Linked DNA regions of Mus musculus: all the other regions are linked to region 2. A link is a loop called in an ENCODE intact Hi-C map of the cell type or tissue named here. Cell type or tissue: heart. All regions are shown on one strand. Each heading gives the region's core, and the rest is flanking DNA. Links, peaks and the distances in the headings are about the cores only. Region 1 has its middle 260 kb from the start of Mir8099-2. Region 2 has its middle 500 kb from the start of Mir8099-2. Region 3 has its middle 560 kb from the start of Mir8099-2.

What was found. Hi-C counts contacts between places; a loop is a spot of excess contacts. Peaks named below come from ENCODE experiments on the same cell type or tissue, not always from the same donor. Only the 100,000 strongest peaks of a DNase experiment are listed, where the experiment ranks them.
Region 1: it touches region 2 in a loop (14-fold over the local background); 3 of 42 quality-filtered maps call a loop at or near these places.
Region 3: a loop joins it to region 2, with 6 times the contacts of the local background. A loop is called at or near these places in 3 of 42 quality-filtered maps.

What each region holds. Positions count from the first base shown.
Region 1 is chr12:94,185,332-94,196,879 of GRCm38, reverse strand. No RefSeq gene overlaps it. Among named protein-coding and RNA genes, the nearest start is that of Mir8099-2, 260 kb to the right of the region's middle. In heart, for the core only: a CTCF peak has its summit at 6,149 (motif pointing left); a DNase peak (open chromatin) is centred at 5,889; H3K27ac peaks cover 627 bases.
Region 2 is chr12:94,419,418-94,430,965 of GRCm38, reverse strand. No RefSeq gene overlaps it. Among named protein-coding and RNA genes, the nearest start is that of Mir8099-2, 500 kb to the right of the region's middle. In heart, for the core only: no CTCF peak of the experiment used is centred there; a DNase peak (open chromatin) is centred at 6,405.
Region 3 is chr12:94,484,214-94,495,501 of GRCm38, reverse strand. No RefSeq gene overlaps it. Among named protein-coding and RNA genes, the nearest start is that of Mir8099-2, 560 kb to the right of the region's middle. In heart, for the core only: a CTCF peak has its summit at 6,580; a DNase peak (open chromatin) is centred at 6,581.

The sequences.
Region 1 (11,548 bases), core at 1,543-9,542, 230 kb after region 2:
AAAACACGTTGAAACTTAAAATATTCTTTCAATATAATGTAGATATTGTTGTTAGTTAGCAGGCCACATTCTTTATTCTTAGATTTGTGTGAAGGTGAATATGTGTGTTTATATGCTTGTGGGAATCAGAAAATAACTTCAAGTATATTTTTTCAGGAATTACCTATCCTAATTTTTGTGAGAAAGTTACTTATTGGCTTATGGGTTCTCAGGACAGTGTGGCTGATACATGAACACCAGGAATGTATGTTTCTCTACTACATTACCACAGAGATTTCAAGCATGTACCACAAACTATTGCTTTTACACAGGTCAGCTCTAGGATTAGATAGCAGTTGCTAATGCTTACAATGAAAGCAATTTTCTGCCAGAGTTCTTTCTCCCTTGGCACAAAGAGACATGATTTTACAGTTACTATGAACTTACATAATTTAACAGCCCTCAGATAACATTTTCTGACTCTATTAAAAATTTACACCTAAAGACTAAAATAAATAATTCTAATAAAATAAAACTTGAGAAAACACTTTTATGTAACTGAGGTAGGGTAACCCTCCCTAAATTAATGAGAAAACTGGAAAACATATTTAATTTTTCTTTGAAACCTAAAATTTCTAAAAGATACTCAGTTAAAGAGATTGCTCAGTGGTTAATAACACTTGCTGATCTTCCAGAAGAACAAGGTTCAACTCCCAGCACACATCTGCAGGCTAACGAATATCTGCAATGCCAACTACAGGGTATGTAGCTCCTGCTCTGGAATTTACAAAGATCAAAAACACACATGGTGCATAGAAAACGTAGCCTTTTATAAAATAAAACAAATTAATCCTTCAATAAGGTTATGTATCTAACATACCAGTGATATTGTTTTAGAAATAGGTTGGATTTGGAAGAAATGCATTTATAACATATTAAAAACTTAATATAAAAATGTCATTACTGTATATCTTGACAAAAGATTACTGTATTTCACATACTAACTATAATGGATATATAAAGAAAATGATGGTCAATTCATATAAAAATGGTCACCCAAAGTAAATTTGATTGAAATAAAATGTATATTTTCACTCACAAATAATAGAAACAATGATATTGTTACCTTTGTCTACAAATGGTGGGACACAGACTAAGAAGAATTATCAATTTATTCACTCTTCTGGTTCACATATCAATGTGTACCCAGATATAGTGTCAGAATAACTACTTTGGTGAGTATACCCAAATATTGACTCAAAAGAATTCCTTTTACAGTTTTCAGAGAAACATCCAAATTAATTTTCAAAGTGGTTACGTCTTTAAGTCTGCCCTCCCAATAGCAATAAAAGTTTTTATCTTGCTCTACATCCATGCCAACATGTGTTGTCACTTAATTTTGTTTGATCTTAGTCATTCTAATGGGTGTATAAGATGGAATCTCAGATTCTATTTGATTTGCATTTACCTGATGACTAAGGACGTTGAACATTTCTTTCAGTGTTTCTTGGCTCTTAGAAATCCCTCTGTTGAGAAATCTCGGTTTAGCTCTCAACACTACATTTTATTTCAGTTCATTGGTTTGTTGGTGTCTAATTTCTTAAGTTCTTTATCTACTTTGGCTGTTAGTCCTCTGTTGGCTGTAGGGTTGGTGAAGATATTTTCCCACTATTTAGGCTGTAATTTCGTCATATTGATGGTGTCCTTTGCCTTACAGAAGCTATTCAGTTTCGTGAGGTCACATTCATTAACTGTTGTTCTTATTGCCTGAGCTAAAGGTTTTCTGTTCAGGAAGTAGTCTCCTGTGCCAATAATGTGTTCAAGGCAATTCCCAACTTTGTTGTTTATTAGATCTAGCATGTCTATTTTTATGTTGAAGTCTTTGATCCATTTGGATATGAATTTTATGCAGGATTGGGTTGGGGGAAGCGAAGAGGGGGGTTTACTAAGATCGGGATGTAAAGTGAAGAAATAAATAAACAAATAAAGGAAAAATATTTGGCAAGATAAGTCTTAATTCCATACAAATTTTTTTAAATATTAAGACTAAATAATTTTGATTATAATCAACTAAAGCCTGATTGTAGAAATGCAGTAAATGAATATAATAAAATAATATATTGAAATATTTTGCAAAAACAATTATTTTATAACTATTATTTATTAATTACTATTTTAATTTTGCCATTTATTGGTTACAGATGCATGTGCAGAGTAATAATGGGCCAATTAGTTAACATTTTCATGTCGTTTAATAATTTTGTTTAATTTTAAAAATTAATTAGTTTATAAATAAAATTAATTGATTTAAATTAATTTGCTTGCTGATAATACAAGGGCATAATACATTCTGATTATTCTCATATCCCATCATCTTTTATTGCCCTCTGTCCTCTGTCAGCATTCTGTGCTTCCTATAATTCTCATTCCATCATCTGCCTGTTCTTGAGACGCCTTTATCCTGAAATATAATATATTAAATTCTTAAATATTGATAGCAACAAATATATTAATTTATTATGTGTTGTATTTTATAATTAAGAGCATATATAACTACTATATTTTTATTTACATGCCATATCCACTTTTAATACACTTATTACATACATCTAAATGTTTCTAAGGCTTTCTAGAAGTTATGATCAACAATGATTGTTATCCAAACTTTCAGTCCATTTACTTCTTAAAGGATATCCTGAATCAGTAAATACATTAATTTTTTATAAAAAGATCATTTTGTCTCCTTTCAGGTCTTTTTAAATATATACATTTTCTTAATTATTGACAATATAATATAATTTATTTTCTCCTTTTCTTCCCTCCAAACTCTTCCATATTCTCATCCCTTCTTTTAAATCCATGACCACTCTTGTCACTAATTGATGTTGCAATGTTGCTCCTTTGATTCTAAATTGTGACTTGCTGACATTTTATCTCTCCATTTACTCTTTCAAACAGGTGAGCATGGTAATAGTATTTACCTATCAGAGTTACCGTGGAAAATAAATCCCTCAATATTAACATGTGGTACAATGTCAGCCTCTGATCAATGTTCACTATTCCCATTATTATATGTAGCCCCATAATCAAACTAAATTTGTCTATATAATTTTCTGCTTCATTAAAATAAGTTCAAATCTTTAGAATGACAGACATATAAATGTACTGGTAAATTTAACCTTTATTAGACTCACAATGGTGCTGCTAAAAATAAATCTAAATGGTATAACAGCTGTTGGTATTCTGAACTGTCCCGAGTTACCATCAAGTTGGTTTTAGCAAATGGACCTAAATTATTGTGCCTTCTGCATTCATGAGTGCCAATTTAAGAAAATGTCATGTCAAAGATGAATGCTGTCAGAATGAGGTGGGAATAAAAGAAATGCCACAAGTCTGAGGAATCTATGTTGGACAATTTCCATAATAATCATCAAATGCTTCCTGAGCCAAATCAGCAGGCAACCATTCTGTCCATCTTTTCAGTGCTCCTTCAACCAGGCATGGCCTAGTATGGAAAGAGCAGAGAAAGCACAAACTGAGAATCACCCACAGCTTCTTGTCTCCAGAACTAATGTGTAAGTACAATCATCTAATTTATAAATTAAACAAAATTACCTTGTTTGGAAATTAAAGTATTTTATTCACAACTAATTAACGGAAATATATTGGAAAAAGTAAGACTTAGGAGAGACCTTGCCTCTGGATGCAATTTGGGCTGGTTAGTAAGGAACTCCAGCTTCCTATACACACACAAAAAACTATCAAATTATTTCTACCCAGGAGAAATCAGTTACTTAACTTTCTTCCTAATATTCAATATCCTACAAATCTGACCTTAGTTCCATCACCACTACACAAGGCACACTTGCTTTTGTTCTAAAGAGCATACACATGATGATAGTAATATTCTAAATGTACAGATGTATGTTGTATCATTATATGTATATGTTATATACATACTATATGGATTAAATTTCACCATGTATTATATATAAACACAACCATAGAATTTGCATTCTAAAATAATAATCAGAGATAAAATATCATTGAGTTCTTATTCTGTTTTTTTTGTTTGCATTTAAATTTAATTTTGCTAATGCTCAATAGCTGCTCTTAACATAACCACTAGATTTGTGAATAAGAATCATCATGATACAAGTGCTTATCCTAGGACAATTGGTCTGATATGTGATCTTCTATGTTCCAGATTACTGTTGTAATCTGAGCAATTACTTTATCAGAATTACCTATTTGCACATCTCATTTCTGTTTTATAATTTGAGACTCAGTAATAATACATATTTACTTTGCATTATATTCATTCACATACTTAGAAGAATGGGCTTGACTTTCCTGGGAAAGCTTTTTTCTGTGTCCATAAGGCAAGTCCTTAGCTTTTTATAATTAAATCTTGATAACCTAGGACACATTTTTATTTCTTTTTCTTCTTTTATTTTATTTATTTATTTTTATTACTTGTTTGTTATAGAATCTGTCAGTAAATCTCTTTATAAAGACACTCATATTCCTTGTAACATAATTTATTTAGATCTATAATTTAGTCAGTCCTTAAGTGCATACGATTCATATCTGCTCCTCTTTTCCTTCTATAAGTTAATCCCTGGCAGTACAACCCAATGACCAAGCTGATGATATAAAGTGATGAAGAGCTGAGCAGAATTTAAATTGTTCATTCAATTGGCATATACACTGAAGGTGACAGTAATTTTCATAATTTTATGTATATACAGCTTTATGACCTATCCTTCACAGAAAACATCCCATTTGCCATGGATTTTGCTAGAGGAAGTGATCTAAGAACTTTCTCCATACATTGTAAACAGTTAAAAAAATTAACCAATGGCATTTCATGACCTGTGACTACTATAAGGTACCCAGTATTCAGTTTCTGTAAAGATTTTGTACAGCACAGCATCTCTCATGGTCTCATGAATTATCTAACACTTGTCTCGTGCTCCAAGCACAAAGCTGAACAATTGTCACAGTGAAGACACAACTTATGCATCCTAAATATTTACCATCTGAGCCTACATAGAACACCTTTATAGACATTAATGTAAAGGCTACTGAAACTGAATTAAAGTAAAACCAAGTCCTTGATTTATGACATACTAGAGATATAAATTCTTGTTGATCTTCGTGGAAGTGAGACCCATCAGATAAAATACACATTAAGTAACAAATAAATTGGGAGACTAGGTATAAAAGTTTATGGTTAAAAGACAATAAAAAGTATAAAACAGACGCTGACATTCAATTTGATGTGTGTGTCCATTTGTGTCAGTTCATCTAAACAATGGTAATTTGGTCAAGATTTTCTGCAAAATAATATTTAATGAAATTTACTGCTTGCATGCTAGGAAAAAAATCTAAAAGGGAAATCTTTTATGTTAGCAGTTTTAAATCAGTGATTCAACTAAGCAAAATTATTGCTATCCTGATCTTTACAAAGAATCTGAAATTTATGGAGTGAAATGTATATAAAGGTTAGCCTCACCTTTTCACTTCAGGCATGATGACAGATATATGTGTTCCTGTAGCCAGTGTGGGGGGCATTTTTAATATATGCACATAAATGCACATGAAGACGAGTACCAAAAGACCTTACTTGTCCCCGATGCCTCTATAATTTCTCAGATTAGTAAAACTGTCAGTTTTCAAGTGACCAGATTGGAAATAAATCACTGGAAGTTTCACTTTTTAGCAGATGGCTAAGGAGGCGCATGCGTGTCTTTAAGAGGATAAAGAACTCAATGTGTAGACAATTGAAGGAAGCTCCTGGACGCCTGGATGTGGACACTTGGGGGCCTGCTAGCAAGAAGCAGACAGACATCCTGGCCTTCCTGGCACAGTCATGGCCTTTCCTATGACATTACACTTTGTATAATGATGGCACATTTGTCAAAGTGCCAAGCTCCCAGCCCAGGACTGCCTGTCTACTCTGAACAAAGGGAAGCACCCGGGGCATGCCTTTTTAAATAGCCTGGCTGGCTCCTGAGGTGGCTTGTGACCAGGGAGGGTGTGGATGACATTGCCTTTGATGTCAGTCCTTGTGATGGTAATGGGGTCACCAAGTTAGCAAAGGAGAGCATGAAGAAAAATCCTTCAGGATTTGCTATGTAGGCAGGCAAAATTTTAGGGTTAAGGACTCATCAGTGGGTCAGAAGTGACCCCTAGTGGAGTTAAATTAATCTTTCTAGATATGTGGTGTGTGTGTGTGTGTGTGTGTGTGTGTGTGTGTGTGTGTGTGTACGCGCACGCGCACTACTGCTACATGAAGACAAGACAAAAACAATACAAGTGAAGAAAACTAAATTTAAAATATCGAAGAGTAACACTGACAGATAAAGAGAATACAAGAGAGACAGCAAGTAAGCAAAGGACTTAAATGAAAGGTTAAAAACAATTGTTTTGTCTGGGACTTTGCCTTAAAGAAGCTGGTATTGACAAAGTGATATTAATAAGATTTTAAGTCTTTCCAGTTTCATCTTACCCAAAAGCCAGCCTCAATGAAAGTCATATACCTCTGAGTAGCCTTCAGACCTTCATGTGTCCCAGAGGTGTCATTCTTTCTTTCCCAATTCTAATTTGTCTCTTTGCTCATTGGTGGTACTGACTGCTTTTAACTTCTCTTTCTTCTTGTTCTTGTATCTTAATTATTTGTGCTTCACCAGCTTGGATTAACCTTCAACTTTGTCCTTTTTATTTAGTCTTAACTCAGAAACACCGATTTAGAGAGTCATCATCTATCCACTCAAGTCATCCTTCCATACTGTAAGCCCTGAGCTCTGTTGCATTTAGTCTATGTACTTTATTTGTTTAAGAGTCTCGTGTAGGTTGGGATCTGTATACTTAAGTTATGAACAGTACCACAATTAGTGAGTTGGATGGTTTTAAAATTGATAAGTTTCCAGAATAGACTACCCTGGCATTACCAGAACTAGGAAGGCTAAGATGAATTATCTTGGCACCAAAGATCTGATGTCTTACACTAAATCAGAGCTGTGAACTCTTTGACTACATGGCATGAATGAGCTTAACCACTGGGCTTCCTAGTCACTTCTAGACTGTCAAACTGAATGTATAAAAATCTCTTTAAGATCTTTAGAAGAAAAGATATATAACACTATTTTAAACAATGGACCTGCAGTTCAATTACTTTTCTATGTCTATAATAAAAATAGACCTCAGGGTGAGTAGCCTACAATAACAGACTTTTGCTGTCTCACAATTTTCCAGATCAGAAGGTTCAAATGATCAGTGACATTGATAACTTCTGAGATTTACCAGGAAAATGGATCCATCCTTTCCCATAGGTTCTAGCTGTCTAGTGGCTACTGTGGGGACTCCTTGAATTTTCTGTATTGAAGCAATGTCTAGTACCTGCCTCAGGTGCAATTTCATATACATGTATGTGTATATGTATTGTATTTACATACACACACAAATTATATATATTTATTTATATAAACAATATATATATATTTATATTATATATATAAATATATATATAAGACTAAATAATATATATATATTGTTAACTCCAAATGATGTGTTATGTTAGTATCTATGCAAACCAGCTCATCTTTGTTTGAAAACTATCATTTATTGAATATCTAATCCCAAAAATTTTATATTCTGAGACAACAGGCAGTTATGATTTCAGCATGAGTTTTAGGAAGGCATAAAACACCTAGTATGTAACGGCATAATCTCAGATACTCTGTAGGATGAATTAGGAAAGAAGGAAGGACAATTTTAACACAAAGAGATATTCCCTATGAAATTTTCCATTCTGAGCATCACCTCTCCTTAAAAAGATCATTTATTGAATTATAACACTCCACTTTTATGCAAAATTCCCTTTATACCTTAGCAATGCATAGAGTTGCATGATTTCATTGACACCCTGTTCTCTACCACATACTGTGTTTAGGCAAGAGAATTAATCCAGGGACAAAAAATAATTAGTAGTCAAGAAGAATGCAGAGCATGCACACCATTTCCATCCATTTAAAAGTATAAATTCTATTGATATTTTTGGATTATGATGATGGTATGAACAATGTGTTTTCAGCAAGATAGTGGGCAATGAGTGGTATTCAGAATGCAACTCAGGTACTAATGCAGAAGGTGAAAAAGAGTAATAAATCAAAGTGTGATGTTAGGAAAATGTATGGAGCCATTGAGAAATATGCTTCTGGTTATCTCCAAAAGTAACAAGTATAACGTTCTCAGTGATCTATAGGGTTTATGTCACAGCAGAACAACTTGGAACACTCTTGTCTAGAACACCATGTTGACCACATTTGTATGCCTTGTCTGAGACTCCCAGGGCATCCTTTCCAAGGCTAATGCTGGCTGAGTTGTATGATTGGACTTTTCCTCGTTCTTCTGTTTACTAAAAGCCTTTTCATCTCTTAATGTGTATTATATCTAAGATCTATTCCTTCCTTCCATGGGAGGTAGCAAAATGTAATCATGTTGAGAGATACTGTTTGCTAAAATATAACTTGTATCATAGACCTGTTTTATCCGGCATACTGCACAGTGAAAGCTCACGAGGCTCAGAGTCATTTGTCTCTGTAGAGCCTTTGGAGGTTTACATAAGCTGTCTCTGGGTCACAAAGCAACAAAGAATACACTTCTGGGTTATTTTAGATATATTTCAAACTCCCAAGAGGCAAGCAACTGTGCTGTACTTACAGAAGATAATCGGCAAAGGCCTGTACAGTATTTTAAAACTGGAGGATGTCAGAGATGGGTATGTATGAAAAATTGTTCACTCTGAGCTCCTCAAATCCCACAGTGGTAAACATATGAATGAAGCAAAGCACTGGCCTGAGGCAAGAAATCTTAATATTGCTATTCACTGCTTGGGCACAAGAGACCTGTCATTTAATATCTCCACAGGCTATAGCTCCATCCATGAATTGGACAGTCTGAAGCATACTGGATTTTCCAAATTTTTCACTACTAGCAATCTTGTATATTTTTCCTGTGCCTCTCCAACTGGTATCAAAATTGGAAATGTATGCTACTAAATTATACATATTCATTACTTGTTGATCATTATGCCATGTATCTCTTCTATTTTTATAAAGACGTATAGCCAGGAACAAGATACATATTAAACACAGAGTTGCAGAAAGGAATATTACTGTGTAGAATTCAAACTTCTCAGAATAACAGCTCCTATGCTGATTTATATTACTGTCAGACTTCTAGAAATACTGCAGGTTCCTGTGCCACCATGCCTTTCAGAGCTAGATAAAAATTTCTAAATGTGGGATATGACTATGGCAGTTCTTCAGAGCTCCTATTTCCCATTATTTTTACTAGGTTAGGATAAATGTCTGTCACCTCTCTCCACACCCCCATGGATAGCACCCACTCCTAATACCCCAAGTTCTAATATTAATTGATGCCTTGTTGTTCAGAGCTAGCATTAGATTTCAAGAGTTGAAGGAACCCCCTTTAAGGTACAATTAGAACTTCTGGTCACAGAGTGTATATTGAGCATCCTAAATGTAGTATAAAAAACTCCAGTTTCTTACTTTTAAAGTTAATGCTTTGGAATAAAGCATTTAACATATAATTCCTGTCATTCATCTTTAAATGAAATTATCTGAATTTTCTTTATCATTATTCATGATAAAAAGCAGCAATTACAGAGGGGACTACAGTAGTAAAATAAACGGGCTCTGTCCTTTGTTCTTAGGGAGTTCGTAATCTACAGATATTTGTAGGTGATTTATGTTAAGAAATATAACATAACATTATATTTACAATATAATATAACGTTATGTTATATTAGGAAACCAACAAAAAATGAAAATAAGGTACAGAGTAGAACAAACACTCTAATGTAAAGCAACCATGGTAGGAAGATGTTACAAAGGATAGATGGAGAGGAAAAGGAATGCAAGGAGGAAGGTGGAGACAAACCAGGAGAAACTTGAGTTACTAGTGGGCCTGTTCTAGAAGCAGTGCCATATGGCTTTAATAAGTCCAGACAATGCCACCTCTGCACGGTTTGTCAAGGCTAGTGTTTCCAAAGATGTGGTTGTTGCTCCTTATCTATGGGGATAGTTTATGTGATCCCCTTCAATTCTCAGACCTTAAGTTGCCCAATTAACTCATTTAAGATGGCTGCCTTTGCAGAAAACTATAAAACAATTTCCCACATTAAAAATAATCTGCTGATTACTTTAAAGCCAAATATAATGTAAATAGTTGATATATGTGTTATATAGGAAATAATGGCAAAAAAATCTGTGAATGTTCATTCTAGACAGAGTAGAGTGTATTTATTCTATTTTGATCCGTGGGTGTTTGGGTCTATAGATACAGAAGCCAGGGATACAGTGAGCCAACAAGACATCTTAAAACATTTAAATATTATCCTCACATCCCGTGCTTGGTGGTAGCTGCCCTCTGAGAAGCAGTATGGTGCAGGGGATGTCGATCATCCACTGGGTCTTTAGAGAACACACTGCCAAGAGAGTGGTTCAATTAAGAAAATAAATTCAGGTGTTTCATGAAATAAACACCCTTTCACTGCAATTTGCTCAATGAACATTCATCATGGAGTAAAAATCCCCCTGGAAGTTTTATCCACCATACAGATTCAACCACAACCTCTGACTGTTTATGTTATAAATCTAGTGAAGGCAAGCGACAAATTGCCTCATTTTCTCCTCCACTGGATAGATTTGGAATTAACTAGAACTCCAGAAATGAAGAGGCAGCACAGTTTAGGCCGGAGGAATGAGGATTTGGGATGGAATTAAAGGTATCCCTGCTCTTATCCTACCTCTGCCAGCATTGAGTGCGTGGGCAGGCACCTCTGTGTGCATGTGTGTGTGCGTGCTTGCATGTGTGCGTGCGTGTGTATGTATGTATGTATGTATGTATGTGCTTATCTCTGTGTGCACATGTCTGGGCATGTTTGTGTTTGAAACAGAAGTGTGAACCCTTAGTTTTTCTTATTAATAACAAAAGGGATAGTGTCTTCTTTCTAAGGAGACAAAAATTCCATTGCTCTATAAACCTGCTCTCTGAAATTACAGCATTGAATTGAATTGAAGAATGCTCCCAAACCATTATGAAGCAGTTTTCTGCTTTGAGAAGGATGAAAGAAATTATATTAAACCTCACACTATAAGCTGTTAAATTATCTCTGGTTTTCTGAATGCTGGAAGATTATCTAAATTGACACTGTCATCAATGTATAAATGAATGAAATTTGAAAGAGTGCATGAAGATCAAAGTAGGAGACATTTAAAGAGTTCACACTGATTGGCTTCTACAGATGATACCACACCAAATGGTTTGCTCATACTGGATGTGGAGTTCTGAAAACATACCTGCAAGTAACGTTTTACAGACTGAACAGTTTGCATTTATGTGTTTAGAAATATACATGTACAAAGTTATTGAAAAATAATATGAATGTGGACAAGAATATAAAGAAATATGCAGAAGGATTTAGAGGGTGTAAAGGGAAGGGGAGAATATACTATTTTCTCAAAAAAAAATAAAAATA
Region 2 (11,548 bases), core at 1,785-9,784:
TAACAAGAATCATATATGAATGCCTCCAAGACACTCTTGCTGTAGCAGTTCTCAGGAGTATATTGATCATTCTTATCAAGATACATCTTTTACTGGTGGTCCTGATCTATTTCTATATTGGATACAATATAGGCAAGACCCTTGACATTTTTCTTGATTAAAAACTTGAACATTCTAAGAATTATTGTTACTAGTACCTTGATGCTTCTGCCAAATTCCCCTTTCTCATAACCATGGTTCCTGAATTACTATAGTGAAAAGTCATAGATCTGATTATCTACCTATCTGTCTATCTGTCTGTCTGTCTATTTATCTATTTTTTCACATATTATAATATAGATTTATTACAAAATGATAACTAAAAGTGTGATGAAAAGATCATGCTAAATGGCATATCCAATATCTTATACATTTATTATTTCTTTGAGCTTGGGAGATTTAAAATCCTGGCTATTATCAACAATTTACTGCTTTCAAACATAGTGACATCCTCTGTGTTAAAGCACAGGTAGTCCTGATTTGTATCTGACTGGCTTCCTTTATTTGATCACCATTCTTTACCCATTCCCAATTCTATGGAGAGTCTGATAATAAATAATCTACCATCTGATTTTTTTAAGATGTACTTGCCTAGCTTTCCACTTATGTGAATATAAATTTACTTCCATAAACCTTATATTTCATTCAGCATAGTATCAGTGATGTTCTTCCATGTTATTAATGATGGAATTTCAATTTCTAGCCAAATAGCACTTTAATGTATATACACTTTATTTATTTATAATCTTTATACATTCATCTATTGATGTACAGCCATGTTTACTCTAGAGACTTTTGAGTAAAAGGAGTATAGCTGAGTAAAAGAAGATGTGCAAGATAAAGTAACCTCTTTTGTAATTTGAGCTAAAAATATCTTTTGGTTATATTAGTTAATAATAATTAATATAGTTTGTTTTTCATTTACATAATTGATTTACCTCCATTGCTGCTAATTATTCTTTCTAAAAGTTTATGGACTAAACATTTCATTTCATTTCATTTCATTTTTAATTAGTTAATTCATTACTTAATTCTTCTGCAGTATTTCTAAATTGAGAATACCTAACATTGATTACAACCCACTGCTACCGATAATTCCCTCTCTGATGACTGCAGTGCTCTTTCCCACTATTTATAAAAAAATATATAATTTGACATATTTATCTAAGTAGATTTAGCTAGCATTTGCAAATATAATTAGCCCAGAACATAATTAAATAAACGATGTCCTTCCAGCAAATGATTTGTTTCTAAAATAGAAACTTCGAGAGCATATAATTAGAAGTAGAGCAACATGTTACATGGGTCTGCAAGCTTTCATGATGTAATGCTCACTTGATATGTTTTAACATGGTAGTGGTTTTCAAACCTTACTTCATCCTGATATACAGAAATCTGCCATGGCTGAATATTTCCATTTACTTTTTGTGATTTGGGGGCCAAGCCTATTGTATTTTAAAGCATCTCTGATGACAAAGAAATTGTAGCTAGAGTTAAGATCAACTGGTTTACTAAATTCATATATCTAATATCCATATTCATTTAGGACAGCCAATGGAACAGCATCTATCCTGACGATAGTGAATGACTGCCAAGAAAGGAAGAACCATTGTTCTCCAGGAACTCGCCCCTTAGTAAATTATCCAATCACAAGCAGAAAGCACTAACAACGCACACATAAGTACATACAAGCAGAGTTAAAGAAACTCACTATTCTCTGTGTGTATATATGTAAAAATAAGAATTAAAAAATAAGAAAATAAATTACAGCAGAACTTAGTCAGAATATAATAGAAGTGGGGAAGGAGGTGGAAGGGGAAATGATATAGATGTCTCATATGCAATTTTCAAAAACTTATAAAAATTTAAAACAATTACAGGAAAAGCACAGAGGTTGTTTAACTGTAGACTCTGAAGTTAAGAGCGATGTCCTTAGAAGACTGAACATGCTGTTTCTATAGCTTTGGTAATTTTGTTTAAATTTTCAAGATACTTAAAAGAACATCAGTTTTTAAATGTAATACAAACCTGAAGCAGGAACAGCAGGCTGCCTCTATGTGGATGACAGCCCCCTACCCCCACGTCCCCACACAGCCTTGAAAGCATACCTGCAGGAGAACCTAACTGATGCCTGCCTAAGAGACCGAGGATTGCTGGTAAAAGACAATGCTAGTCAACCTGGAAGTGCTGTTTAGAAGAGATGCTTTACTGCGACCAATGGGGCACAGATCAGGGAATTAAAGGAGCTTACAGCAATGCTCAGAGGAGCTTGCTGCAGCATTTCTCACCTGCTCAAGGAGTCTGTGTTGTTGACTCTGTACCACCTCATCTGCAACCCCCAAGGACAGGTAGGGTCAGGAAGGGAGTAGTCCAGGAAATAGGCAGCATCAACCGTACTATATTATTTTGAAATAACATGCACTACACCTACAAGCTATTTGATATATAATAATATATACAATACTATAGTACTGGAGATATAAAACAGATTTTTTGGTGCCTGTGGTATGCATCAGTTGGTAGAGTGTTTGCCTGTCATGAATGGAGGCCTGAGTTTCATGCTCAACACTGCATAAACAGAATATGGCTGCACACAACTGTAATCCTGGTTCTCTAGAGAGGTAAAGGTTGGAAGATCAAGGTCATCCATTTTTGCAAGGTTTTAGGCTAACCTGGGTTTTATATATATATATATTCCTTTCTCAGTAAATCAAAAACAAACAAACAAAACATACTAAGGTCAAAACACTCTAATAAATGATCTCTAATCTTTAGTTCATAAAAAAACTTATATTAATCTAGGGATAATACTTATTTGGAGACAAGGGGGATGAGCCCAGGATGCTCTGTGAAATGGCTTGCGGAGTATGTCTGATAATTTACCATAACTGTATGGGGTTCTGTGTATGGCCATACATGTTCTGGGAAAGTAGGTGAAAAAGCATTCACAGCATAGTCTTGGGGTGGAAAACTCCAGCAGGATATCAAAAGAAGAGACAGGAATAGAGCCATCATAAGCAGAGCACAGACAATCCCTACCCTAGGACAGGGCTATACATCTCTCTCATCCAAGTATCAACGGGCCAACCTATCTTAGCTTCTGAGATCATATGGAGTGAACAAGTTCCATGGAATATTTTTACTTATACTTTGAGAATTTTATACACATAAAAAATGTAAAAATAATTATGACTCAGCCATTGTATATTTGTGTGGTGTATGTGAGGCAGGCTACTGCTATAGAGCTCAGGTTAGGCGTGAACACACATTCCTTCTCCCTTTCCTCCCAAGAGCTGTGTTTACAGACGTGCCTACCAACCCCACTATCTATTGTACTATTTTTATAATGATAACTACGTCTAGGATATAATAAGTGAAAGCAATCCCAGTTTAAGGACATGGCAGGACCAAACCAAAAAGATTTTCAAAGCTACAATAACATCTTCTGAATGAGTTGAGCTGCTTTCAACACGAGTGGTCTCTTTTTATACAGAATGTAATTTCAGTGACATTCAGCTCTTAAGGGGAAAATGAGAGAAAGTCTAGACTAAAGATGAGTAAATAATATCCATTCACAGCATTTATTCAAGAGAACTTTCCCTGTCGGATCGATCCAGCATACATGCATCATACTTCCAATGTGAAATGTAATTTAAGGATATGAAGCTGAATCTTAGATCAGAGGGCTTCCATACTGAATGCCCATACCACGGGAAGGGAACAAGCATAAAGAACTCAGCTTGGATATACAGAAGCATGTAAAATCTTGGCATGCTGCAACATGCCTGTACCATAGAGTGTCAGTCAGATAGGGGTGCATCCTCAGAGGTTAATGGGCAGACTGTGTAGTCAAAATTGTAAGCCTGAGGTTCACTGAGATATGCTGTCTATAACTACAAGGCAGAGAGTGGTAGGAAAAGATATGGCAAGTCTATTTGTAAAATGCTTACCCCAGTATGCACTCTCTCTCTCTTTCTTACATGCACACACACACACACACACACACACTACATATATACACAGACACTCATATATACATACAGGCACATCACACACACACACACACACACACACACACACACACACATCACATTTGCACAATGCACACAAACACATTAAAATGTTAATTCTTTTAATGTAATCAAAATTTAAGAAACAGTATGTGAATGAATTAATTTTGATCTTATATTTACTTTCAAGTCCTTTTAAATACTGTATGTATAAGAGAAACTTTTAATTCTGTAATAGGAGAAAAGTATAATTAAATGTGAATTTTCTTCATGATACTGTCAGCATCAGTATAATATTATTTCTTTCTTAAATGTTGACTGGATTGGTGTTCATCATATAAGCAATATTTGCTCTCTGGATGAATTCTGATTACAGATTCAATTTCTTTAACAGCTATTCTCACCCTGAGATTTCTGATTGCTTTTTGCTTTATAAGATGTGTTTTCAAGGATTCTAAAGTTTATAAGATACACACTACATTTCTTCCTTTTTGTCCTCAAATATTTTGGCGTTCATGGTTTTGGGGGCTCAGTTTTCTTTCTCATTTCAGTGTCAATGATCTATCCTGTTCTGACTTTATTTTCTTGTGTATGTATTTCATATTGTTAATCTTTTATTTCCCAATTTACTTATTTAGAAGTTTAATTCCCTGATATTTTTTTTTTGGTAAGAAAGTGTTGCTCAAAGTGTTAAAGGCATTTAAAAGACAAAAACCCATGTGAATATTGTAATAAATTCTTATAATTTAGCCTCCACTAGAATGATAATCAAAATATTTTCAGTCCAGACCTAGAACATTTCTATTCCTGCTGTTCTATTTCCCCGAGAGTCTGTGACTCCACATTAGTCACTAGTTACCATTGTTCCATCTGTTGTTAGAGGTTTGTTTTATCTGAACTTTTCATTCCAATTAATTGACCTAACAGATTTAATTTTTAACCTAATATTTTTCATTTAGGATTATTACTTAGATATAGATAGCTAATGTGTAATTACTAAATGACTGGCTTATGCAGTAAGACTGTTAAATTCTTTATAAAAGTTACAACTTACAGTATTTTACATTTGTATGGTAATATCTAGTTTTAACTTTCTCCATAGGCTAACCAAAAACTGTGTTTACCTGTTATTTTTATTGTACTTACTGAAATGTACAAAATTGACTTCTCAAAGCAATTTTCATTGTAATAATACAATCTAAAGATTAATGATTTTCAACATTTTTTTCTGATTTTATGTGTAATTGAAATTACAAATACTTTTTGTTAGACATCTCTTAATTTGTTACAAGCTGAATTATGCCTTCCAAAAAAGAAAATTTGAAAACTTACCCTCAAGTACTTGTACATAGGTGCTTAGGAAATATAATCAAGTCAAGAATAGTCAGAATGGAGGAGAGTCCTTACTATATAAGATGGTATCAGGGAAATATGCAACATTAAGATCACAAATGTGGAGAGAAAAGGAAAATCTACAATCAAGGAATGCCAAGGATAGACAGCATCCGTAAGACATTCCTAGAGCAAAAAAGAGAGGGGAGACAACATATAGCAAATCTGTAAGATGGCGGTCCTCTTGACACCTTGATGTTGGACGTAGCACTCTTAAAGCAGTGAAGTAGCAAAGGTTTCCTGTTTAGTCCATCTGATCTCTGGAACTGTGATATATTGTCTTCAAGAAACAGTTAAATATGTAGTCTGTTCTAGTTGGATGATTCATTCCCTCCCTGTGAGTTCTGAGTGCACTTTGCAGAGTCAAATTTTGCATTTTTGTCACTTATAAATATTTGCTTTTATTCGTGATGTTTCTTTGTGTGTCCATGATCCAGTTTTCTGGAAGAGCAGGCAGTGTTTTTAACAGCTGAGCCATATCTCCAGTTTAAACATCACAGTGTCAAACATGATTGTCCTCTCACGAAATTTGTAAATAAGACCTTGGATGGAATTTTGGAAAACACAACATGAGAAGCAGTTTATTATAATTAAGGCAGTCGGTGAGGGGAATATTTAAATTAGCAGTTCCACCTAAGGCTGTGCCTTAGTGGTTCTCATATTCACGTGCAATTCTCTGCCTTTGACAGACACTATCTCATTAGCTTTTAGCCCCCTTCATTGTCCCAGAATCTCACCCTTTCATAGCTCCCCTACACTGACCTGTAAATAATTCCAAATTCCTAAAGTCATCAATTCCAATGTAAGCAGTGTAGCTGGCTCTGTGGCTGTGTGGTTGTATTTTTAAGAATGCTAAGCTCTGGATTAAAAAGATAAAAAAGGAAAGAAAAAAAATGCTCTGCCTGGCTTTCCCTGCTGAATAAAAGGCCGGAAAATAAATGTTTGCACCCTTAATGACCTCCATTGTCCTGACTTCACAGAATCCCCAGAGGGCAGCTAATCCTTTGGAACAATACAGTACAGATGTTTCACAGGATAAGAAGGCTAATTCCAGACCAATCAGAGTCACTCCAAATGTCAGCAAACCAAAATAAAGTTAAAATATGGGACAAACAGACACAGTTCTGCAGTTTGATCTATGGCTTGCTGGGTCATTCTTCAGTAAGGTGGTCTTTTTTTGCTATGCTTGGGCCAGGGTAACTTTCTCCTCCACAGAACCTGAATTGATCACAATGTTATGTTATATTAACAGTGTTCAATATCCATTGGCATGTCTTTAAAGTCACCACCATTTATATAGTAAAGGTATGTGCAGCCTCCCTTTATTCTGTGGAAATTACCACTAGGCAAGAGGTTAGAAGTCATCATTTTATATATTCCTGGTAAACATTGCATTTGTATCCACAATTTGAAGTTTGGATTGAGGAAGAGAAAAAGTCCCCAAATTTTCACTATGAAAAAAAAAAAATTCCAAGGTCTCAAGAAAATAATCTTATAAAATTTGCTGGAAGCTTTCAGATTAATGCTGGAAATTATTATTTGTGTTTGTGGAAAGGCAATTTCAATATTAATATTAGCTATAGGTCATAAAATAATACAAGTAGATACGGTAGAAAGCATGCTTGTTTCTTACATATATTTTGTTTTACAATTTTCTGTTTGAAAAGCATATAGTTTTTTATTGTAATGTTTGCTTGATCCTCAGAATTTTCAGACTTTTTTTTAGGGGGAAAGTAAGACAAGATATAAAACTTTTCCTCTTTTAATAAATGTTACAAAAATATAATCTATAAATATAAAATAATCTATAAGTTGTGTTTTAACAGGAACAATATAGACAATGAATACATGCTTATTAAAAACAGTAAATGCAGAAGTAATAGAATCTGAAAACTCTTCATTTTAGAGGAAAAGTTCTCTTTTATCCTTCTGGATGGTTGGATTTAAAGACTTTGGTTTTAGTTAAATAATAGTTATCATTTGGGCTATAAGAAAGTCAAAGGATGTAGCCTTTTATGAAATATAATTATATTTTCTTCTATAAACCTAATTGTTTTGTTTTTATTCTAATATGTTTGTTTCTTATTTTTAGTATTCTGAGCCAGCTTCTTTCTAACTGTGAATAATGAAGAGAGAGTCTAAAGACCTTTTGAGGGTTTAATCTCATGGAATTATAGAAATAAAATATGAAAATAGCTACTTTTACTCATAGCACTGGGAAACCTTTGTCTTACAACAAAATTTCAGATGAATTTTCTAATTTAAACTAAAGGAAATAATCAAATGTTTCTATTTAGACATAAAGAAAGATTAGATCCCATATAGTTTAATATTATTTTGTCCAACTTAGTCTTAGACAATTTTTATAGCTGAAATTCTATGTAAGCCCAGCCTTTCTTTCAGATTTTCCTGTGTGTGTGTATGTGTCTGTATCTGTGTTTCCATCTGTCTGTGTCTATGTCTGTCTCTCTCTGTGCCTCTCTCTGTCTCTCTCTCTCTCACACACACAAACACACATTCACACACAAAGCAACCCAGAGAAAATTGTAAGAATAAGCTATATAAATACATCCCATCTTTACCCATTCCTCTTTTTCTCTCTCACTTTCTTGGTCTCCTTCCCAATGTCTTTGATCCACTGCCTAAGTGCCTTAACTCTCTCAATTTGCTAATCTATCATGTTTCTTTTCATGAAAGATGTAATGCTAAAAAAGATAGTTTGTTGTAATGTGGAAGATAGAACAACCAATAGAATGTTAGAATTTTCTGGTAACTCTATCTAGTAAAACAGCTTAATTATTTAGTAGAATGCAATTTACATAGCATAGCATTTGTTCCTTAAATTTTGTTTGTTTATTTGTTCTGTTGTTGTTTTCAGTGCCTTGTTTATCCAGGGTTAGCCATACATGACTACAAATTTCTGACATTCCTGACTCTAATTACTGAGTGCTGGAATGGTCATAACCACTCAATTTGTAGGGGTGCTGGAAATCCAGCTTTGTGTGTGACAGATAGCCATGTGCACACAGAGACACTGAGGTACATCTCAGACAACCAATTCTTATTTTTGTTTTTTTATGTTTTTATGTACACAGGGTTTCTCTGTATAGCCCTGGCTGCTCTTGAACTCACTTTGTAGACCAGGGTGGCCTCGAACTCAGAAATCCACCTGCCTCTGCCTCCCAAGTGCTGAGCTTAAAGGCATGTGCCATCCCTGCCTGGCCCAATTCTTATTTTTAAGAATGGCTTTGTTCTTCTTTATTTTTTGTTTTTGCATTTGGTTACTTGCTCATTTGTTTTCATCCCTTTTCTTCAAGATTCCTATGGATGCTGTATCATTGAAACTCGGAGTTGTAGTTCAACTTTGCTTTTGGAACGATGGCCAGTTACTTCTCTGATTTTCTTACAGCTAATTTCCAAACAGAAAGCAAAACAGTTAGCAGATATGAACACTAACAAGATGGTTGGTTTTTGAGCATGTTTTGCTGAGGGTTATTCCTGCAGTGTGACTGCAAATCTCCTGCGGTATGCCAGGGCATATTGATCTCTGTGTGTGCTTAGTCATCTTCCTGACAGTTGAAAACAAGCAGAAAAAAAAAAAAAAAAATGAAGCCAGAGATTGAGTTGCGAAATGTACAATTTGGCAGTCCACTCGTAAATAATGACATGGTCTTTGCATTTTAAAAGATAACTTATGAAACATGGGTAATGTTTTTAGGTGTTATTGCACTCTGACTTAGCTGATTATGCTGTGCTCATAAAAAAAACAAAAAAAAAACAAAAAACAAACAAAAAAACCCTTTAATTCCATACTATTGGTTAGCAATAATAGCAACAAAATCATTATTACCTAAGCCAAGTATTTGGGGACTGTGGAACATTTGAAAGTGAAGAAATACTTTCATTAAATAATAAACATTTAGCTATGAAGATGAGAAAAACAGTTCCATGTTTGGCATTTGTTCGTCTTATGCAAAGAACACAAAATAGAACATTCTGGAAAGGATTTTGCAGAATCACAATCTGAGAGCTTTATTAGATTTATACAGCTTTAGTAAGAAAACTGTCAATTATTAACATTAAATCCCTATTTATAAGCCTGTAGACAAATATTTTAAATAAGAAAAAATTCATACCATTATATTCAGACATTTTTAATTTCCTATTACATCAAATCTTTCCTACTCAAATGCTTTGTAATCTGTTATGGAAAGTGTTTTCACAGGTTTGGTGGATTCGGTTTCAATTTGAGCTTTCAAAGTGATGTAATAATAAGAAAACTATGCAAGTAGATAGCTATCTGAACATCTGTAAGGCCATCCATCATTGTGAAGAAATATTTTACAACGTTCGACATTTCTGCTTAGAGCTACAAGTGGGAGAAAGCTTACTTAAAATAATAGGAATTCTCTGGTCACGTGCCACATTTCCTGACCCATTGTGTTTGGCACCAGGAAACAACTTGGCATGGATTGCAGAGAGATCCATCAGCAACTGTGAAAACTTTATCACTTCCTGAGCGCATGCATGCAGGAAGTGGATGTAAAAACAATGATTTGTAAGGGGAAAGGATGCTAGGTGGTCAAAAAAATAGACAGTGTACATTTAACATTTTTATGCTATCCTGTACAGGCAGCAAACTAGAAATCCATTGTACAAATACACAAAGACATTACCCTTACTGAGGACACAGACTTTCATAGACAAACTTAATCATACTTATACTTACACTTGGTCATGCCCATTTTGAATCTTTTGTGCTGGAACTAGAACTCATGGTTTTGTGAGTTGTTTTCAACCTACATTTCTTGTAAGATTTTAATAGCAGAGTCAGGCTGTATAGTGCCTGCTTTTTAAATATGAAGTCCTGAGTTTATGTCCTCAGCACCCAGAAAGAGATAGAGCACATATACACACATGATTATGTACATATCCCAAACATATACACAAGGATAAAAATACCCAATACTTTAAGAGTGTATCACTGTGTATTTAATTTGAGAAGGGAAAAGAACAGTAAATAATCATGAATACTTAGAAACACTGGCAAAATATGAGTTTCTAACTATAATGATTAGTTTATTCATTATGAGGATATGATTTTAACTACAATGAAAAGTAAGGGAGAAAGAATATCCATGGATTCTGATTTCTAACAACATATTGAATACATCAGCTACTTTTCCAATTCTATTGACCAAATATCTGACGGAAAATAAACTCATGGAGATGGGCTGTTACAGTTTAAGGTATGCGAACCCAGTATGAAATGGAAGGAAGGCTTGTAGGAGTGTCTTGTGGCTATCAGGATAGGAGCATGAAACTTATTAATCATGTCTCCAAGGACCTGAAAGCATCTAGATAAGAATACCAACAGTTAGCTGTTTGTCTCTGTTTTTACTTTGTTATTCAGTCAAGGACCTGAGCTCATGGGATTGTGTCACCAACATTCAGAGGAACGTATCCCTTCACAAATGAACAACTCGAGAAATACTCTCTCACTTTCAAAAGTGTATCTTGCAGATATTCTCATTGTTTCTTAATGGTCAAATTGCTAACTAAAATCAACCATTTATACTTGCCGATCAATCTGATCACTAAGAATATTAATACATTTGTTATTATTATTTTTCTTTATCTTCATAGTACTCAGTGGAGAATTAAGAAAACTGGTCTTAAAGGGGGAAGGCTAGAAGAACATATATATTGGAAGAATCTTTGGTAATGTAGTGAATGTTGTTGAGTTGGTCTTGAAGAATGATGACTGTAGAACTAGATGTCTTTATTAAAAATCCATTAACTTGGAAGAGTATGTCCTTATACACTGGCTTGCCTGTTGCATAATTTACTTGTAACTGTATCTGTTAAAATAATCCTCCCGTTGTTTTACTATTTCAAGTATGGTTTGGGCTCATCAGTTTGTATTTTTGGTGAATGGTATACATACATGACCTTTCAGGAACACACTTGATTTTATTCCAATGAACCTAACTATACAGAAGCTTTTAAGACTACAAACCGAGGGTATAAAGGGCAAGTTCTCATTAACCAATAAGAGCAATACTCTACTGATTTTTCTAAATCATTTAGTTGATGAAGTTCATCAG
Region 3 (11,288 bases), core at 2,371-10,370, 64 kb before region 2:
GATAAACTTAAATAGCAAAAATATAAGCGGTATCAAACACATATTTACTTCTAATAACCTCACTACATCTCAGAATAAATTTGAGAAATCATAAATAAGTAAAGGTGAAGAGAAAATAAAGCAGATATATATTTTTCAGACATTCTTGAGTTATAGTTATTTTGATGATATCCTATCCATGCCTATACCTTGAATTGTATATATATACATACATATATGTGTGAAACATTTAATGACATCTTAAAAGTATTTTTCTGGTTGTATTTTGAAGTTATTCAAGTTGTCCATTATTTTTATGTTCACTCAATGTGGTTCATATGATGAGGATCTAGCAATAAATGGATAGGGGTTCTGCTTTACCTAAAAACATACATAGATTTATACATATAGGGGTTCCTTCCAGTCAGTGCCAGTGCTGGACCACCTTGGACCTGAACTTGGCAGACAGTCCCATAGTCTCCAGAGGACTCTCCACCCCACAGACACCCTAGAATGCCCAGGATCTTATGATCACTGGTAAGTGGAATGCATCATCTGTTCCAACAGAACTGGGGGTGACAGCTGGAGCACAGACACAGGAACTCCACACAACCAGTGCCTTGGGTTCCTTCTGGTCAGCACCAGTGCCAGGCCACCTTGGGCCAGAACTTGGCAGACAGTCCCATGGCCCATGGTCCTCAGAGGATTTTCCACCACCCCCCTCAACTGGGATTACAGTAAGAACAAGCTCCAGTCAGATATATTGAGGGCAGAGAGCACTTGAGATAATCATATGGCAGGAGGAAAGCATAAGAACAGAAGCAACAAAAACCAAGGTTACTTGGCATCATCAGAATCAAAATCTCCCACCATAGCAAGTCCTGGATACACTATCCCACCAGAAAAGCAAGATACGGCTCTAAAGTCACTTCTCATGATTATGATTGAGGACTATAAGAAGGACATAAATAACTCCCTTAAAGAAATACAGGAGAACACATCCAAACAGGAGAAAGAATTGAACAATTATCTAGGATGTAAAAATGGAAATAGAAAAATAATCACAGAGGGAGACAACTCTGGAAATAGAAAACCTAAGAAAGAAGTCAGGAAACCTAGATGCAAGCATAACAAACAGAATACAAGAGATAAAAGAGAGAATCTCAGGTGCAGAAGATACCATAGAAAACATTAACACAACAATCAAAGAATATGTGAAATGCAAAACCCAAAACATCCAAGAAATCCATGACACAACGAGAAGACCAAACCTAAGGATAATAGGTATAGACGAGAAGGAAGATTTCCTACTTAAAGGGCCAGTAAATATCTTCAACAAAATTGTATAAGAAAATTTCCCCAACCTAAAGAAGGACATGCCCATGAACATACAGAATTGCAAATAGTTTCAACCAGAATAGTAATTCCTCCTGTCACACAATAATCAAAACACCAAATGCACAAAACAAAGAAAAAATATTAAAAGCAGTAAGGGAAAAAAGTCAAGTAACATAAAAAGGCAGATCTATCAGAATTACACCCAACTTCTCCCCAGAGAATATGAAAGCCAGAAGATCCTGGGAAGATATCATACAGATCCTAAAACAGTACAAATATCAGCCCAGAATACTACAACCTGCAAAACTCTCAATTAACCATAGATAGAAAAACCAAAGTATTCTATGACAAATTCAAATTTACACAATTATCTTTCCACAAATACAGCCCTTCAAAGGATCATAAAGGGAAAACTCCAACACAAGGAGGGAAACTATGCTCTTTAAAAAGCAAGAAAGTGATTTTTCAACAAACCTAAAAGATAGCTAGATGACCAAAATTCCAATTCTAACAACAAAAATAACAAGAAGCAACAATGACTTTTCCTGAATATCTCTTAATATCAACGGACTCAATTCCCCGCAAAAGGACATAGACTAACATACTGGTTAACAAACTGGATCCAAAATTTTGCTGCATACAGGAAACCCACCTCAGTGACAAAGACAGACACTACATCAGAATAAAAGGCTGGAAAAAAATTTCCAAGCAAATGGTCCCAAGAAACAAGATGGAGTAGCCATTCTAATATCAAATAAGATCCACCCTCAACCTAAAGTTATCAAAAAAGATAAGGAGGGACACTTCATACTCATTAAAGGCAAAATTTACCAAGATGAACTCTCAATTCTTAACATTTATGCTCCAACTACAAGGGCATCCACATTCATTAAAGAAACTTTAGTGAAGCTCAAACACACATTGAATCACACAAAATATTGGGAGACTTCAACACCCCACTCTCATCAATGGACAGGTCCTAGAAACACACTAATCAGAGACGCAGTAAAACTAACAGAAGTTATGAAATAAATGGATTTAACTGATAGCTATAGAACATTTTATCCTAAAAGAAAAGGATATAACCTTTTCTCAGGACCTCATGGTACCTTCTCCAAAATTGACTATATAATCAGTCACAAAACAGACCTCAATAGATACAAAAATATTGAAATAATCCCATGCATCCTAGCAGATCACCACAGACTAAGGCTGCTCTTCAATAACAACATGAATAATAGAAAGCCCACATAGACGAAGATGCTGAACAACACTCTACTTAATAATAACATGGTCAAGGAAGAAAGAATGAAATGAAATACTTTTTAGATTTTAATGAAAACAAAGCCACAACATATCTAAACATATGGAACAAAATGAAAGCAATCCAAAGAGGAAAACGCATAACTATTACTGTCACCAAAAAGAACCTGAAGAGAGCATACAAGAGCAGCTTGACAGCACACCTAAGAGCTCTAGAACAAAAGGAAGAAAATTCACCCAAGAGGAGTAGACTGCAGTAAATAATCGAACTCGGCTGAAATCAACCAAATAGAAACAAAAAGAACTATACAAAGAATCAACCAAACCAGGAGCTGGTTCTTTGAAAAAATCAACAAAATAGATAAACCCTTAGCCAGACTCACTAGAGGGCACAGGGAAAGCATCCTAATTAGCAAAATCAGAAATGAAAAGGGAGACATAACAACAGAATCTGAGGAAATAAAAAAAAAAGTCATTAGATCCTACTACAAAAGCTTATGCTCAACAAAACTGGAAAACCTGGAAGAAACTGACATTTTTCTAGACAGATACTAGGTACCAAAGTTAAATCAGGATCAGATTAACAATCTAATCAGTCCCATATCTCCTAAAGAATTAGAAACAGTCATAAATATTCTCCCAACCACAAAAAGCCCAGGACCTGATGGGTTTAGTGCAGAGTTCTATAAGACCTTCAACGAGGACCTAATTCCAATACCTCTCAAACTATTCCACAAACACAAACAGAAGGCACTCTACCCAATTTGTTCTATGAAGCCACAATGACTCTGATACGTGAACCACACAAAACCCAACAAAGAAAACTTCAGATCAATTTCCTTTAAGATTATCGATGCAAAAATACTCAATAAATTTCTCAAAAACAGAATCTAAGAACACAACAAAATGTTCATCCATCACAATCATTTAGGCTTCATCCAAAGATAAAGAGATGCAGGGATGGTTCAATATATCTATGTAATCCATTTATATAAACATACTCAAAGACAAAAACCACATGATCATCACATTAGATGCTGAGAAAGATTTTAACAAAATCTAACACCTATTAATGACAAAAGTCTTGGAAAGATCAGGAATTCAAGGCCCACATCTAAACATAGAAAAAGCAATACCCCTCAAACCAGTAGCCAACATCAAACTAAATGGAGAGAAACTTGAAGCAATCTCACTAAAATAAGGGACTAGAAAATGCTGCCCACTCTCTCCCTACCTATTCAATATAGTACTTGATGTCCTAGTCAGAGCAATTAGACAACAAAAGGAGATCAAAGGAATAAAAATTGGAAAGGAAAAAAAATCAAAATATCACTATTTGCAGATGATATTATAGTATATATAAGTAACCCTTAAAATTCCACCAGAGAACTCTTAAACCTGATAAGTAACTTCATCAAAGTGGCTGGATAGTAAATGAACTCAAACAAATCAGTGGCCTTTCTCTCCACAAAGGATAAATAGGCTGAGAAAGAAGTTAGGGAAATAGTACCCTTCAAATTAGTCACAAATAATATAAAATACCTTGGAGTGACTCTAAGCAAGTGAAAGGTCTGTATGATAAGAACTTCAAGTCTCTGAAGAAAGAAATCAAAGAAGACTTCAGAAGATGGACAGATCTCCCATGCTCATAGATTGGCAGTATTAATATAGTAAAAATGGCTATCTTGCAGAAAGCAATCTACAGACTCAATGCAATCCCCATCAAAATTCCAACTCAATTCTCCACGGAGTTAGAAATGCAATTTGCAAATTCATCTGGAATAACCAAAACCCAGGATAGCAAAAACTATTCTCAATACTAAAAGAACTTCTGGTGGAATCACCATCCCCAACCTCAGGCTGTAATACAGAGCAATTGTGATAAAAACTGCATGGTACTGGTACAGGAACTGACAGGTAGATCAATGGAATAGAATTGAAGACCCAGAAATGAAGGCACACACCTATGGTCACATAATACTTGACAAAGGAGCTAAAACCATTCAGTAGGAAGAAGACATCATTTTCAACAAATGATGCTGGCTCAACTGACCATTATCATGTAGAAAAATGCAAATTGATCCATTCATACCTCCTTGTACAAAGCTCAAGTCTAAGTGTATCAAGGAACTCCACATAAGACCAGAGATACTGAAAGTCATAGAGGAAAAAGTAGGGAAAAGCCTCAAAGATATGGGCACAGGGGAAAAATTCATGAACAGAACAGCCATGGCTTATGCTGTAAGATCAAGAATCAACAAATGGAACCTCATAAAATTGCAAAGCATCTGTAATGCAAAGGACACTGTCGATAAGACAAAATGGCAATCAACAGATTGGGAAAAGATCTTTAACGAATTCTAAATCCGATAGGGGGCTAATATCCAAAATATATGTATGAAGAAATCTAGAAGTTGGACTCTGGAAAACCAAAAACCCTATTAAAAATGTGGTGCAGAACTAAACAAAGCATTCTCAACTGAGGGATACCAAATAGCTGAGAAGCACCTAAAGAATTATTCAACATCCTTAGTCATCAGGGAAATGCAAATCAATACAACCTGAGATTCCACCTTCACACCAGTGGAATTAAGATCAAAAACTCAGGTGACAGCAGATGCTGGTGAGGATGTGGAGAAAGAGGAACACTCCTCCATTGTTGGTGGGATTGCAAGCTTGTACAACCACTCTGGAAATCAGTTTGACAGTTCCTCAGAAAATTGGACATAGTTCTGCCAGAATATCCAGCAATACCACTCCTATGCATATACCCAGAAGATTCTACAACTGGTAAAAAGAACACATGCCCAACTATGTTCATAGCAGCCTTTTTTTTTAAATACAAGAAGCTGGAAAGAACCCAGATATCCTTCAACAGAGGAATGAATACAGAAAATGTGGTACATTTACACAATGGAGTACTACTCAGCTATTAAAAACAATAAATTCATTAAAATCTTAGAAAAAATGGATGAATCTGGAGGATATCATCCTAAGTGAGGTAACCCAGTCATAAACAAACACACATGATATCCACTCACTGATAAGTATATATTAGCCCAGAAGCTCACAATACCCAAGATACAATTTGCAAAATATATGAAACTCAAGAAGAAGGAAGACCAAAGTGTGGATACCTTGCTCTTTCTTAGAATGGGGATCAATATATCCATGCAAGGAGTTACAGAGACAAAGTATGGAGCAGAGACTGATGGATTGACCATCCAGAAACTGCCCCACTTAGGAATCCATACCATAAACAACCATCAAACCCAGACACTATGGCAGATGCCAACAAGAGCTTGCTGATACAGCTGTCTCCTGAGAGGCTCCCCTGGTGCCTGACTAATACAGAAGTGGATGCTCACATCCATTAGATGGATCATAGGATAACCAATGAAGGAGCTAGAGAAAGTACCCAAGGAGCTGAAGTGGTTTGCAGACCTCTAGGAGGAACAACAATATGAATTAACCAGTAATCCCGGAGCTCCCTGGGACTAAACCACCAATCAAAGAAAACACATGGAGGGACTTGTAGCTCTAGCTGCATATGTAGCAGAGGATGGCCTAGTAGGTCATCAATAGCCTGTGAAGGTTCTGTGCCCAATGTAGGGGAATTCCTGGACCAGGGAGCTGGAGTGAGTGGGTTGGGCAGCAGGCAGAGGGGGAAGAGAATAAGGGATTTTCAGAGGGGAAACTAGGAAAGGGAAACTATTTGAAATGTAAATAAAGAAATCATCTAATAAAAAGTACACATATATTAAAATAGTATTAATATCTTTCACAAATTCATACATAAACCATTACAAATGCATTGCTCTTCTTTATGAAAGTTATCATTCTCACATAGTGAGAAAGATCTATGGTCATTCTCAGAGCAGAGCAGATCAAAGCATCTGTGATTTCATTTTGTCCTGGAACCTTCTCCCTGAGTCCAACTTTAGAGTGCATAGCATCCTGTATCATCCTGCTTAGTTTCCTCGGTCAATCCCTCTGTGGATACACAGCGCCACAGGGGCATGACAAAACAATAGGCAATATTTTTAGTTCTCATTGTCCCTTGCCAGCTCTGTACTCTTAGAGTAGAGAGACAATTTTATTATCTGAGGAAAAACATAAAATATCAAGTCATAAAACTTTTAGCTGGGACACCAGAGACATGTGAAATAATTTGTCATGCTTTCAGGAAAACCAAATTTACTTGAATGTTTAAATAATTATGGCCACTAATTACAGGAAAAAGGAAGCTGTGTGCAAAATCAGAACAAAATGTGACATTTTATGGAATAGTAAGAATGCAGAATTGAAATATAAAAAATCTAACACACTAGGCATTTGGTAGATTTCAGCTTATAGTTTCTTATATGTTTTACAGTTCAGATTTATTTTCACAAAAGTGATAGCAGCCTTTTCATCCAGGTATGTGATAGACTCAAATTTACCCTCAATTGTTTCTGCCAGTGATCATACAAGAAAACTTTGAGAATCACTGACAGAGTAACTTGTGATAGTATGGGGACATAATATGTCCAGGAACAGTTACTATAAATGTTATCTTGGTCCACACCACACAATAGAAATAGAAGTGTCTGTCTTTACATTTGAAATAAGTATCTTTAACATCTGTTCTCAATAGCACAAAACACCCCTCCTGGCATGTCTTGGATGATCAGTGTATGTCTGGGATTGATTTCTACCCAGTGCATCCAAAAATGCATATGAATCTTTTCAGATATGCTGCCTACAAAGACATATTACAAATACTTGTAACATAGTATTTCCTCTCCCGTCCACACCCAAATGAAAATAGTCTCGATTGTCTTTGCTTTGAATTTGCATCCAAAATGATATCACTCAGTAAAAACTTGGAAGTGAATTCAGCCAAAACTTCAGCTATGTTATGTCCATACCTGAACCTGTAACAAAGACCTTAAGAAGGCTCCCTTTTGCCTATGTCAACCCTTTTACGGAACAGGAAGGATTGCTACAGGAAGCCAAACTTTCTTCCTGATAGATATGCTTATTCACCAACTTAAAGCCCTTTGCAAGTAGTTAATAATTGTAGCTTTTTTTTCATAGTACAGAGGATGCTTGATAGTATTTTTTTCTATATAACAACTCTACTTTTTGGTTATTTATTTATTTATTTATTTATTTATTTATTTTACACTCCAGATTTTATTCCCCATCCCCAGGTGGCTATTTATTTATTTATTTATTTATTTATTTAACACTCCAGATTTTATTTCCCATCCCCAGGTCCACACTCTGACTGTTCCACATTTGATACTTCCTCCCCACCCCCAATCTCCACAAGGATGTCCCCACCCCACCCCACCCAACCAGACCTCTAAACTCCCTGGGTCCTCTAGTCTCTTATGGTTATGTGCATCTTCTCTTACTGAACCCAGGCCTGGCAGCCCTCTGCTGTATATGTGTTTGGGTCTTTAGATCAGCTGGTGTATGCTGCCTGGTTGGTAATCCAGTATTTGAAAGATCTTGGAGGCCAAGTTTAATTAATAGTATTTAATGTGAGTGCCATTGTAGTTTAAATTTGGGTAAGTAAAGAGTCATTAAAAAACAAGTCTCCAATAACTGAGGAGAAAGTTTTGTGTGGTAAAAGCTTGTGTTTATATCGTATAAAGATAATGCATATCAGTGAAGCTGATAGACCTTTCCCTCTAGAAAACAAACAAACAACAAACAATGAATATGAAACTTTTTGTTACCTGTTTTTTTTTTTTTCTGAATGGAAAGTTTGAAAAATGCCTGCATGAAATGATGGGTGTTCTGAACTGAGACTCTAGTCATAGGCATTTATTATAAGCTCCATGACTTGTCTCCCTTGATTTGAGTACCACTATGAGTTTATGTCCCCAAACACAGAACCATTCATTAAACAAATTATATGTATGAGAGAACCCATTGGGGAGAAGTTTAGAATTGTTGGTCAGTGACATCCCAATGATTCCCCAATACAAAAGGCTAGTGTTCATGTTTTTTTTGTTATCTTCCAGAACACATTAGGAAGACTTTATTTCAGCTAAGAGCAGTCCTTGTTATTGAACAGGCCATTCTTGGTATCACTATCAGGCGAAGAATATGCTGAAGAGATAGAGGAGCCCAGGAAAGGACATATTTCTATGATTCTGCAAAATGAACATACTGCTATAATAATGCTTAATAAGTTATCATTATACCCATAGATTAAAACATTTCTCAATTCTCACCAGAGTAGCTCCGGCTTGTAGTGAATGACAGTCAACACAAAGACTGGCTAAAGTGCAGAGAATAGAAAAGTAGAGAACATTCAACTAATATGGAACATACAAGTCATACCCACTCCTCCAAAGACTCATGGATCATTTTGAAAGAAAAAATCAATAAGTGTGTAAGATTCTGAGACAATGGATTGTTCCAAGGAAAAGCTGTCTTATACACAGAGCAAGACAGTTGCACACAGGGACTCATAGCAAATGTCACTCTATGTACAAGACCCTGTAGAAGCAAAAACCAGATGAAACCTCAGAAAAAAAAGAAAAGAGGGAGTAAAGCATAAAGTCCCACCTTTCACTCAAGACCTATTGACATCCTTAGCTTCTGGGAGAGGAAGGGTTAATACTCTAAAAATGTTGCCTCTGATAGCTAGAACAGATTCCAGTGGAAGGCAAATATTCAAGAATATTTCAGCAGCTCAGGCTGTCTTTGATGCAAAGGAGGGCAGAGAACTTGCTGACAACAAAGAGGGATGGATCTAGGATGAGGTGTGGATGTAGAGAATGGATTATTCTAAAAGACCTAGCATGATATTCTTAAAACTAATGACAACAACAACAGCAACAAAACAAATAAGCATAAACCTGTTTAGCAGGGTGATTGCCATCTGAGCCAACTGCTAAAACTTAAGCACATGACCCGTTCTTTTTTGTTTATTTGTTTCACCTTTTTAATTAGATACTTTCCTTATTTACATTTCAAATGTTATCCCCTTTCCCGGAAACCTCCTATCCCATCTCCTCTTCCCCCTTCAATGACTTTGTTCCCTGATTCACCTACCCACTCCTGCTTCCCAGTCCTGGCATTACACTACACTCTGGCATCCAGTCTCTCCACAGGATCAATGGCCTCACTTCCCATTGATGCCTGAAAAGGCCCTCCTCTGCTACATGTGCGACTGGAGCCATCCAAGAATACTCTTTGGTTGGTGGTTTAATCCCTGGGAGCTCTGGGGTGTCTGGTAGGTTGATGTTGTTGCAAACCCCTTCAGCTCGTTCAGTCCTTTCTCTAACTTGTCCATTGTAGGACCCCATGCTCAATCCAATGGTTGGCTATGACCAACCACTCTGTATTTGTCAGGTTCTGGCAGAGCCTCTCAAGAGACAGCTATATCAGACTCCTGTCATCAAGCACCTCTTGGCATCTGCAATAGTGTTTGTGTTTGATTGCTGTATATAAGATAGATCCCCACGTGGGGCAGTCTCTGGATGGCCTTTCCTTCAGTCTCTACCCTACACTTTATCTCTGTGCTTCCTCCCATGAGTATTTTATTCCTCCTTCTAAGATGGACCTAAGCATCCACACTTTGGTCTTTCTTCTTGAGCTTCCTGTGGTTTGTGAATTGTATTTTGGGTATTCTGAGCATTTGGGTTAATATCCACTTATCATTGAATTAATACTAAGTGTGTTTTTCTGTGACTGGGTTACCTTATTCAGGATGATATTTTCTAGTTCCATCCATTTGCCTAAGAGGTCCATGAAGTCCCTATTTTAATAGCTGAGTAGTACTCCATTGTGTAAATGTACCACATTTTCTGTATTCATTCTTCTGTTGAAGGACATCTGGGTTCTTTCCAGCTTCTGGCTATTATAAGGCTGCTAAGGACATAGTAGAGCTCTTGTCTTTATTACATGTTGGGACATCTTTTGTGTATATGACTAGGAATGGTATAGCTGGCTCCTCACATAAAACTATATCCAATTTTCTGAGAAACTGCCAAACTGATGTCCAGAGTAGTTGTACCAGCTTGCAATCCCACCAACAATGGAGGAGTGTTTCTCTTTCTCTACATCCTCACCAGCATCTGCTGTTGACTGAATTTTTTATCTTAGCCATTCTGACTGGTGTGAGGTAGTATCTCAGGGTTGTTTTGATTTGAATTTTCCTGATGACTAAGGATGTTGGACATTTCTTTAGGTGCTTCTCAGCCATTTTGTATTCCTCAGTTGAGGATTCTTTGTTTAGTTCTGTACCCTATTTTAAAATGGGGTTATTTGATTGTCTGGATTCTAATTTGTTGAGTTCTTTGTATATATTGGATATTAGCGCTTTATCAGATGTAGGCTTGTTAAAGATCTTTCCCCGTCTGTTGGTTGGTGTTTTGTCCTATTAACAGTGTTTCTTGCCTTACAGGATGTTTGAAATTTTAAGATGTTCCATTTATCAATTCTTAATCTTAGAGCAAAAGCCATGGAATTCTGTTCAGGATATTTTCTTCTCTGTCCACGTGTTCCAGGCTATTCCCCACTTTCTCTTCTTTTAGTTTCAGTGTATCTGATTTTATGTGGAGGTCCTTGATATACGTGGACTTGAGCTTTGTGCAAGGAGATAAAAATAGATTGATTTGCATTCTTCTACATACTAACTGCCAGTTGAGCCACCACCATTCTTGAAAATGCTGACTTTTTTCCACTTGATGGTTTTAGCTCCT